Regions from separate parts of the Mus musculus genome. Here region 2 is linked to region 1. The links are chromatin loops, found by intact Hi-C in ENCODE. Cell type or tissue: gastrocnemius. All regions are shown on one strand. Links, peaks and the distances in the headings refer to the core of each region. The heading gives the core; the rest is flanking DNA.

What was found. A loop is a pair of places that touch in the nucleus more often than their neighbours do. Peaks named below come from ENCODE experiments on the same cell type or tissue, not always from the same donor. Only the 100,000 strongest peaks of a DNase experiment are listed, where the experiment ranks them.
Region 2: it touches region 1 in a loop (8-fold over the local background); 15 of 42 quality-filtered maps call a loop at or near these places.

Annotation. Positions count from the first base shown.
Region 1 is chr3:146,157,807-146,163,182 of GRCm38, forward strand. The region is part of intron 1 of Mcoln2 (mucolipin 2); the gene reads left to right. Among named protein-coding and RNA genes, the nearest start is that of Mcoln2, 11 kb to the left of the region's middle. In gastrocnemius, for the core only: no CTCF peak of the experiment used is centred there; no DNase peak of the experiment used is centred there.
Region 2 is chr3:146,104,320-146,109,695 of GRCm38, forward strand. Wdr63 (WD repeat domain 63) reads right to left here and starts at 3,717. Exons shown (of 23, transcript NM_172864.3): 1 at 3,594-3,717. It also overlaps a transcript of Mcoln3 not described here. In gastrocnemius, for the core only: no CTCF peak of the experiment used is centred there; DNase peaks (open chromatin) are centred at 3,011, 3,293 and 3,853; H3K4me3 peaks cover 1,265 bases; H3K27ac peaks cover 463 bases.

The DNA of each region.
Region 1 (5,376 bases), core at 183-5,182:
TACTAACTGGATATCAAGAAAACTACAAACTGGGAAGATGAACTTTCAGAAAAATTTCAATAATGTATACATTTAAACGTTTCCTGTGTGATAGATACTTTTGAACCCAAATGACCTTTATTTTTCTCCAAATATTTTTTTAGATATTACTTTTAAATTTGCATGAAATTTGTTTCAAAAAGCTATTGGATCTTGAACATTTATTATGTCAACTAACATTTTCTTCTGTAGTTTCATCATCCAATCAACTGGTCTTACCTCACTGATGCTTTCCTGTATCTGTAGCTTGCATGGCTTCGGGAGGGGGAGCTTTTTCCGAGAGTTAAACGTGTCTTTCTTCCCACTAATCCTTCCCAGTATTAGAAACATTGTAACATCTGGATTTGTTAAGCAACCAGTCTGGAAGTTTACTGTAGTTCAGACCAATCTTGGTGAGTTTCACTTTCGGGCTTGGCTTCTTTTTATTATCTTGGTTCTTCAAAAACCTTGTTGCTTTTCCTGTCTTTTTTTGTGGCTTTGCCTGAGGTGAGTCTCTCTCTCTCTCTCTCTCTCTCTCCCTCTCTCTCTGTATAGATATCTCTCTCTGTATATATATATATATATGAGAGAGAGAGAGGGAGAGAGAGAGAGAGAGAGAGAGAGAGAGAGAGAGAGAGAGAGAGAGTCCTGTGTCTTGTAGATGCTTCTGCTCTACTTCCCTGTAAATGAGACTACAGTGTGCAAACCACAGGTGGCATTTTCCTGTAGATTCTGGGAAATCAGATTCAGTTCCTGCTTATAAGGCAGACACTTTACTAACTGAGCTATAGCTCCCTAGCTCCTTACTAAAGGGTCCTGGGATAATGGAAATACCAGCTACCTTTCTTGAACACTGAGTAGCTAAGGATGCGAAGGAAAGGAGCAGACATTGCTGGATGTCCCTTGCACCTGCTGAACTACAGTGCATGAGCCTCTGACAAGTTTTTTTTGTTTTTTTTTTTGAGACAGGGTTTCAGGGTTTCTCTGTGTATCCCTGGCTGTCCTGGAACTCACTTTGTAGACCAGGCTGGCCTTGAACTCAGAAATCCGCCTGCCTCTGCCTCCCAAGTGCTGGGATTAAAGGCGTGTGCCACCACACCCGGCTTCCTGATAAGTCTTAATTGTACTTCTGTCCTCCACATCTTCAGTGGCCTGAACTCTAAAAGGCACAAAAATGTCTCCAGCAGAAATCGGCTCTCCAGATGTTCACTTGACCAAATGCTTCGTATTTTGACTGCTCTTTATGCAAAAATAAGCTTGGATTCAGACTTTCTTACACAATCTCTCTGTCTCTCTCTGTCTTTTTCTCTCTCTGTCTTTCTGGGGTGTGTGTGTGTGTGTGTGTGTGTGTGTGTATGAAGGCTTCTCCATATGTCAGGATTCTAAGGATCCAGAACCTCTTTTCACATTTATTAAATGAAAAGCTTATTATGAAATATAAGGATGGATCACTTAGCACTTGTCTTAGTCCAAGTTTCATTGCTGTGAAGAGACACCATGACCATGGCAACTCTTATAAAGGCAAACATTTCACTGGGGCTGGCTTTCAGTTTCAGAGATTCAATCCATTATCATCGTGTCAGAAAGCAAGGCAGCATGCAGGCAGACATGGTGCTGGAGGAGCCAAGGCTTCTACACTTTGATCCTAAGGCAGCCAGGAGGGGACTCTCTTCTGCACTAGGCAGAGATTGAACACTAGGAGACCTCAAAGCCTACCTCTCCACCCCACTGCCACTGTGACTCACTTCCTCCAACATGGCCACACCTCCTAATAGTGCCACTTCCTATGGTTCAAGCATATTCAAACCACTACAGAGCTAAAGTGATGTTGGTTGACTAAAGGTATCACTCATACAGGCATCTTCCTGGGGCTCTAAAGCTCCTTTATGAAGATATTCTCAGGTTCTGGGAAGATGATAGTTATTGTAACTCCGTCCTTCCACCTTCCCAGTCAGGTGCCCTTGTAGCATCGGCCTACATATTATGACCAAGATGGGGTTCTCCTTGCTTTCTACACTCCTCACCTTGAAGTCAGGACTTTTGTGCCTGGAATCATGGGTATACTGGGGTTCAGCTCTTGCTCACCTGCTTAATTACGATGCGTTCACAAGTCTTTCCTGATGGAGCTTAAGTATGTGACCTTCAAGGACCCTACTCAGCCCCTTGTCCTGTCCCAAGCACCAGCCCACAGAGTAAGTGCTCATTTAGTCATGAAGTCCAACTAAGGGGCTGCCTGTAGTAGGCTCAAGGCAAACACATATGTAAATTCTTTCTTGAGATAAAGCTCGGACTGGCCTGAGACTCACTATGTAGCTCAGGTTGGCCTAGAAGTCCTTCAAATCCTCTTATCTCAGCTTGTGGAATGCTGAGATTTAGATATGAGTCACAACACACAAATTTATCTTGTGAAATGAGACTCATTTGGTCGCTGATTTCTCATTTTAAAAAGTTATTTGGTTTATTCAAGTTTATCTTATAGGTATTTTACTCATGTTGTATGGCAAGCAAGGCTACTTTGTTTTTCTTTTCGTTTTATTTTTTTTTATGTGTATGGGCGTTTGACCCTCAAGTAATTCTGTGCACCATATGTGTGTAGTGAGTGCCTGCAGAGGCTAGGAGAGGACATTGGATGTGATCCCCTAAGGGCTGAAGACAGGCAGTCGTTAGCACCATATGGATGCTTGGAATTGAACTTGTATCCTCAGGAGGAGCAGTCAGTGCTCTTAACCACTGAGCCGGCCCTCCAGCCTCAACAAGGCTCTTTTCCAAGATGTCCTATTCTGATGTGATGCACGCTGTTTCTGCTGCATTCTAAGCTCTTTCGTTACTTGATTACCACTGGTCTGGGTATGTTTAAAGAGATGCTGGTCATAGCTTACAAGTTACACGTTAGATTGCCCCAAGTTCCTGGAGGCTCATCTCTGTATCCCAGGACACAAAGGGCAGCTCTAGTTTGAAACCTCCAGACTCAAGCAACCCCACTCTTTGAAGTACCCTAGTCACCCAAGTCTGAGACCCACTGTCTGGTTTACCACTAGCATGTCTGGGTCTTGGGTCCGACTGGCCAGCAAGAACAACGCTGCAACAGGATCCTTCTGCACATGTTTATTGGGAGAGCTTGATTGCAGAGGCGAAGAGACCCCAAGCCCAGAACTGGTGCTACTTATATAGGCCTAGGAGAGGCGTGTCTCACATCCGGATTGGTTATGCATTCTACCTCATTTGCATGTTCCTCATCTGATTGGTTATTCTCTCTCAGTACCTCACAGAACCTCATTAACATACCTCATTTGCATGTCTCACATCTGATTGGTTATTCTCTCTCAGTACCTCACAGAACCTCATTAACATACCTCATTTGCATGTCTCACAACTGATTGGTTATTCTCTCAGTACCTCACAGAACCTCATTATCATGCCCGGGCCAGGCAGTATCTTGGCAAAAAACTTTACTGCATATGTACACATTGGTTGTTTGCCCAAACTTATGCATGGTGGCCAGCAACAGCACATGTGGCTTCCCACATCTGGGGATGGGCTGGCTTTTCCATTTCCTCTTTACTTTGGAAATAGGATATGGAGTCAGTCTGGTCTGCAGGGTAGTCTTAGCAGTGGTTTATCAGCCTACTTCCACAGACAGAAGTGCTTTGGGAAGTCCTGAGCCATAGTTTCTTGGTCCCCTTTCATTAAAGCACCCCCAAAGTCCCAGAGTGTTTGAGTGGCAGTGCATTACTCTAGACATCCGGCAAGACTGCCCCAGGAGCTCTCTGCTGTTAGATGGTCTGCCAGGTCTTCACAGGCATTTCCCTATCCACCTTCGAGTAGCAAGTAACATTGATTTCACGTGGGGAGTGTTTTCTCAACCTCTTTCCCTCATCTTTTTTTTCCATTCATTTTTCTTTCTCCTCTTCCCTTCCTGTCTTCCTTCTTCCTCCTCCTCTCTTCATTTTTGGCAGGAGGATTCTAGCTAACCTAGAATCTTAGAAGAAAAAAAATTAAATAATAGCAAACTTATCAAATTAGAAGCAGAAAACCAGGACCCGCAAGACGGCTTAGTAGGTAATGGCAGTTGCTGTGGAGGCCTGGCTCAATCCCACATAAAGGTGGAGGAGAGAGCTGGCTTCGTTAAGGTGTCCTCCAGCTTCCACGGACACCACGATGTTTATGTCCCACACCATCATACCTTTCTGAGCTTCTTCTAAAGTTGTTAATCAAGGCAGATAACACAGATTATAAGATAGACAGGATGCTGTTTAAATAGACTCTATAAGGAGATTTACAAGAATAACCCCCAGTCCCAAAAGCATCCGAAGGAATCTGTTACTTGAACAATTTTCCTGTGCAGAGTACGTACTCGTTTAAAGGATATAAGACTCCAAGACCCAAGCTTGAGACGGATAGCTTCTGAGAGGGTTGGAAGAAGGCATGTTGGTGACTTTTTTTTCTGGATCCTCTGACTTTCTGGACTAGCTCCAGCGGGAAGCTCCTTGCCCTGTGGTGGTGAGTCCCGCCTCTGGAGGCTCCTCCCACTGTGGTGGTGAGTCCAGTCCCTGGAAGCTCCTCCCCCTGTGGTGGTGAGTCCTGCCCCTGGAGGCTCCTCCCCCTTTGAGGGTGAGATTCCCTCCAGGAACACCACAGCCCATGCTTCTCATCTATGATCTCTGATCTTTGTTGACTTTGTCCCAACAGTAACCATTTATCACACTAGCCCCATTGTGAGCACGCTGATTACACCACTGTTCAATCTGTACATTATTCTGTTATGCTGTATGTATAGTTCAGATCAGTTTGTGCTATGCATGTTGTATGTTATATTATTATTAAAATTCTTCTTTTTAGGTTTTAGGCAATATAAAATAGGAGCATTAATAATTTCTTTACTCCTTGAATGCTTTGTACTCATTTTGGATACTGCATTAAAAAAGGAAACCATGTGTCTCAACAGTTATGGTCTCAGTTATTTGGCCACATCTCATTGGTTGTCTCTGGCCTTAGGGAATCATGTGTCCACCAGGAGTCTGGAGTTGACAAGCAAGTTGATCAAAATCTGGCTGGGCATGAGCAGAGAGCTGCTGTTCTAATTTCCTCAAACCGTTTATATCGTCAAAGCAAATATTTTTTCTTTGACAATTGCATGCACCTATATAATGTGTCCCAATTATACCTATGCCCTGCAGCTCTCTCTTCTGGGGTCTTGTAAGCATTGATATTGATTCATAAATGGAGGATTTACTCCTTCTCAGAGTCATAGAAAGAGATTCTCTAATTCTTCCATAGTTTAATTCCACTGCCCTAGATCAAATGCCAATTATTTCAATCCCAAAGTTCCTGATAGCTTCCCATCATGTTTGCATTGGT
Region 2 (5,376 bases), core at 302-5,301, 53 kb before region 1:
GGTCTTGTTATTGTTATTGTTTGGTCCCTTCATTGCAAAATCTTGACCAAAGCATGGGGTGTGTTTACCTATAACACTCTCCATTTTGTTTAATTACACTTTTACATCTTTCTTGCATTCATTGAGAACATTATTATCATCATTGTATATGTGTGTACATGCACGAAGTGGGGGAGGGGTGCTGTATGTGTGGTTGTGCTATCTCAAAGGACAACATTTAGAGTCGCTTCTCTCCTTCCATCCTTCCACCGTGATGTGGGCTCTGGGGATGTCAGGCTTGCAGAGCAAGCACTTCTCATGCTGAGCCGGGGAAGTCCAACATGTGTGTTTTAAATAATAATAATAATTATAAATCACACAGGTGTTTATGCTGTAGAGATCCTTTGAGGGGCCGGTAGGCAGGAATCCGATATTAGGCCATGACAAAGAATTAAGTTCAGGCAGGAATCTGACATTAGGGCATGATAAGTTCAGGCAAGAATCTAATTTTAGGCTAGAACAGGAAAGTAAATTCAGGTGGGAATCTTAATCCTAGGGTGGAACAAAAGAAGCAGGCTTCAGGCAAGAATCTGATTTTGGGCTTGGACAAGAAAGTGGGCTCAGGTATTTTGGTCATTCTGACAAGCTCTTGGAAACAACTGTCATGAGAGCAATCCCAGGACTTTGCTAATTGCCTTGATTGTTCCTCATTGTACTGCCTGCCCTTAATACTTGCATGTAATTAAAATGGTATAAAAGCAGACTGGGAAAAAAATAAACCTGCCTCAGTCTCAGAACTGGCCGGGGTCATGCTACAATGTTGTCTAATTGTCTTTTTTCTTCTTAATCCTCACTCCTGCTCTGGAGAACCTGTTTACTGACTGAGCTGCTCATTATCCCAGGCAGTGTGAAGAATTTCATGTGCATTTTAAGTTCAGTGAGTATTTTTTTTACTATTTTTAATTTTTTTTTTGCTGAGGCAGTATTTCCCTATTTGCCTACAGACACTGGCTTTGAATTTAAGATATTTCTGCCTCAGCTTTTCTGTGAACTTAACCTTGGTCACACATTATTACGGTCATTTTTTTTTTTCACCCTCACTTTATAAGGTCGGGTCACTGATGTGGGAGCTTGGGGAACAGTGGACATACTCTTAACCTCCACACCACAGTGTCCCTCAGATTGCTGTCTCATTATAAATATATCACAACTAGGGTTTCTATTGCTGTGATGAAACACGGTGCTTGACCAAAGGCAAGTTGGGGAGGAAAGGGTTTATTTGGCTTACACTTCTACATCATAGTCCTCCCACATCAACCACTAATTAAGAAAATGCCCTTCAGCTGGATCTCATGGAAGAATTCTCTCAGCTGAGGCTCCCTCCTCTCTGATGACTCTAGCTTGTGCCAAGTTGACATAAAACTATCCAGCACGCAAATAGAACCACTTAAAACAATGGTCTTGGACGACAGAGATACAATTGATGCTTTGATTAGTATTTTATGCTTCTGACATTTTTTGGGGGAAATTTCTATTCAGTCTTTCTATCCCTCACTCCTGCCACCGCTGCCCTATGTGTACACACTACTTTTTGACTTGACTTTTGGCCATCAAACTCAGATGCTGTCATGGTTTGAATTTGCTTGGCACAAGGAGTGGCACTATTTGAAGGTGTGGCTTTGTTGGAGTAGGTGTGTCACTGTGGGCGTGGGCTTAAGACCCTGGCTTCCTGGAAGTCAGTCTTCCACTAGCAGCCTTCAGATTCAAAGATGTAGAACTCTCGGCCGGGCAGTGGTGGTGCACGCCTGTAACCCCAGCACTTGGGAGGCAGAGGCAGGTGGATTTCTGAGTTCAAGACCAGCCTGGTCTACAGAGTGAGTTCCAGGACAGCCAGGGCTACACAGAGAAACCCTTTCTCGAAAGAAAGAAAGAAAGAAAGAAAGAAAGAAAGAAAGAAAGAAAGAAAGAAGGAAAGAAAGAAAGAAAGAAAGAAAGAAAGGAAGGAAGGAGATGTAGAACTCTCAGCTCCACCTGCACCATGCCTGTCTGAATGCTGCCATGCTCCCACCTGCCTTGAAGATAATGGACTGAACCTCTGAACCTATAAGCCAGCCTCAATTAAATGTTCTCCTTATAAGACTCGCTTTGGTCACGGTATCTACTCGTAGCAGTCAAACCCTAACTAAGACGGTGCTCACAGTTGCAAAGCAGGCAACAGAGTTATCTCCTCAGCCCTGAAGTGTCTACTTAAAAAATTTTAAAGTTACATTTATTTATTTATTTTTGTGTATGTTTGTGTATGTTTGTGTACGTGTGTGTGTGTGTGTGTGTGTGTGTGTGTGTGTGTGTGTGTAGGTCAAGGGACAACGTACTGGAGTTGGTTCTCTCCTTCTACCATGTGAGGTCTTGGTATCAACCCCAGGCCATTAGGCTTGGTGGCAGGTACCTTTACCTACTGAGCCACCCCATCAGTCCAAATTTCTACTTTTTAAGTAGAAATTATGCAATAAAAGGCTGTCTCAGCTTTTCAGATGGAGCATTTTTCGTTCTACTCTTCAGAATCATAGATTCAGGTGGTGGACGTCATCTGATTCTCTTTTGGATGATTTCTCATCAGTTGATCCCTCTCCATTTTCTATCCCAGTTTCCTTTGGCCAAAAGTACTAAACAACACTGTAAACATCACCCAGCTTCATACAGCTGCAGTAACCCAGTTACCGAGGTCGTGCTCGTGTGTGTGGCCCCCCACTACTGCTTCCACAATTACTGTCCATTGCATATTTTATACAATGAATACTGTTATTTATATATGCATAAAATGATCAAGTTTTTTTCTCTATACAAAGACATCCTCTTCCAGTGTAAGAGCGATGTCACTTGGAATGCCAATTCCCTAAGCCCCTTTACTTCCCAGGAGTGGATTTTGCAATTTTGGAAGCATTTATCAGAAGGTAATGCTGCTCTCTGGTGGTCTGCTTTCTCACTCTGCCTGAATCAGTCTTGTTCCCCAGTGGTGCTGTGAGGAGATGACACAGGACTTCAAACACAAGGCTGCCTTGAAGGGTTGCTGTGGATTCACTCAGCGTTCAGCATACAGTACTTCAAGGGGGAAGAGAGGTCGCTCTGAGCAGAAATTAAGTCCTAGATATGCTAATTACTAGGGGAACGAAGGAGACGTGAGCCCTCCTTCAACGAGTTTAGGTTCTCTGTTCATCTTCGTGGTTAGCCCTCCCCTAGCCCCCCAGTGATAGGCTTCAGTCCACATTAATTCTCTACAGTGCTGATGACTAACCAGAATCTCGTCATCCTCAAATTCAATTATGCATAATTTATTGAGTTCCCGCTGCGCGCCAAGTAACGTGAGAGCAGGAACAAGACAGTACCCGCTCTCGGTTCCCGACATTCTTAGATCTCCCGTTAACTGCTCTCTCATAGCTGTTTTTGTCTCACTGGCTCGGGCTGCAAACTTGTCAAAAGTAGTGAAAAAAAGTATTTCTTTATTTCATAGACTCCACCTTCTCTAGCACTTTCTGGGAAGTTTCTAAACGCCCTTGATACGGTAATGAGATATTTAGTTTTCCCGCGACTCCTTTCCCGTTCTGAACCGCCCTTACCTGGAATCACTAAAGGGAAAAGAAGGCAGCTTCTTGGCAGTTCCCGGGAGAAACGCTCCTTCGAGAGTAGGAGGTGGGAGTCTGTCTGACTCTTCTTGCTCAGGAAAATAAACCTCAAATTTCCAGCAACAGCGGGCTGGCAGTTGTTGCTAGGACGCGTCCGTTGCTAAGATTAAAAAAAAAAAGTCTCCTGTTGAGATTGACAGAACGCCTTCACCAATACCTTATCCGCTCCCCAACATTGTCTCTCATAGAAGGCTAGTGATTGGTTGTTGTGTTGTGACGTCACCTAACGTAATCCCAGAGAAGCCCAGTTTCCCACTAGCAAGGAAAGCACTAGTTCTCTGTTCGATTTAGGTCTCTGTTCTTTGCAGTGGCCCCTCTTGACTTAGGTCCATGCCTTGCCTTGCGTCCACTTCAGCCTTAGTCAAAGGGAAGTTCTCGTGGGGTGCGGATGGGCAGCTCCTAGGCCAGCCACCTGACCTCCCTTGTAGGGAGCAGGATGCATCTAGGGACCTGTGTAAAATTGGAGCGTGGAGTGGAGGTTGCATTCAGGTTGCCTTGGACGTCCTTGACTACTGCAGCACATTTTTTGTTTTGTTTTGTTTTTTGTTTTTTTGTCAAAGAATTTTGTATAGAGTTTGAGTCAAGCCGGAACTACAAGTCTCCGAGGGAAAGCTGCCTGGTGGTTGTTGGTTATTGTAAGGATCCTTTCATCCGACTGTGGGCCCTCCGGGATTATTAGAGTGAAGCTCATCTCGCCAGCTTTCTGTCTTTTCTTTAAAAGTACAAATTAAAACTGCTAATTTGTGATCTAGCAAAATTTAGCAAAGTAATGCAGTTGACCACAACAATATTTAAAGAGTTTTGTTTAAGACAGGATCTTACTGCCGTAGAACTCCCTCTGTAGGATGGATAGATGGATGGATCGATGTCACCACAGCTTAACTGAGCCAAGATTAACTTAGTGTCTTTATATATCTTTTCAAATTTCTCTCTCCCATTCTGTTTTCTTATTCTCCTTCCCCCTCTCTGTGTGTGGATCTGTGTGTGTGTGTGTGTGTGTGTGTGTCTTTGTGTGTGTTATGTAGGCAAGTGCCACCATGTATATTTGGAGGTCAGAAGAAAACCTCTGGTATTGGTCTTTGCCTTACACTTGGCTGTTGTTTTTATGTGTAGCAACACTGGGATTACAGATATGCACTACCACACCCAGCTTTACATGGGTCCTGGGGATTGCAACACAGTTCCTAACACTTGCAAGGCGCTAAGGCATCTCACAGTCCCGTCTTTCATATATCTTTCAGGTTCCTCCCCTAGGTGGTAGCATCCCAGTCCTTTTGTTGGCAAAACTAGAAGTCTGAGAGCCACCCCAGATTCCTGTTGCCCTGCCCAGAGCCAACCTATTACTGAGTTTTACCATTTTCTTCCTTGAATATGTCACTGGTAATGCATCTATAAGCTGCCTTCTGCCTTTTCCTCATTTCTGATGGACTCGTCTGTCCCCTAGCTAGTAACAACAGTGTCTGGTCATGCTCCACCTTCTCTCTAATTCTACGTTACCATGGAGCGTTCTGAATCAGGGGTTCAAGTCTGAGATCACTCTTTTTGCACATGTTAGGGTTGTGCATAAAAAGTTGTGCAAAACCTTGAGCACAACCTGAGAGACTGACAGCTGGCAGGTGCCAGGTACCTTTTTCTTCCTCAGTTTCCCACAACCCCTACTCGCTAGATGAGAGAAGACAGAGGCCTTGAAGTCCTCTGGTCTGCACGTGAGCACTTG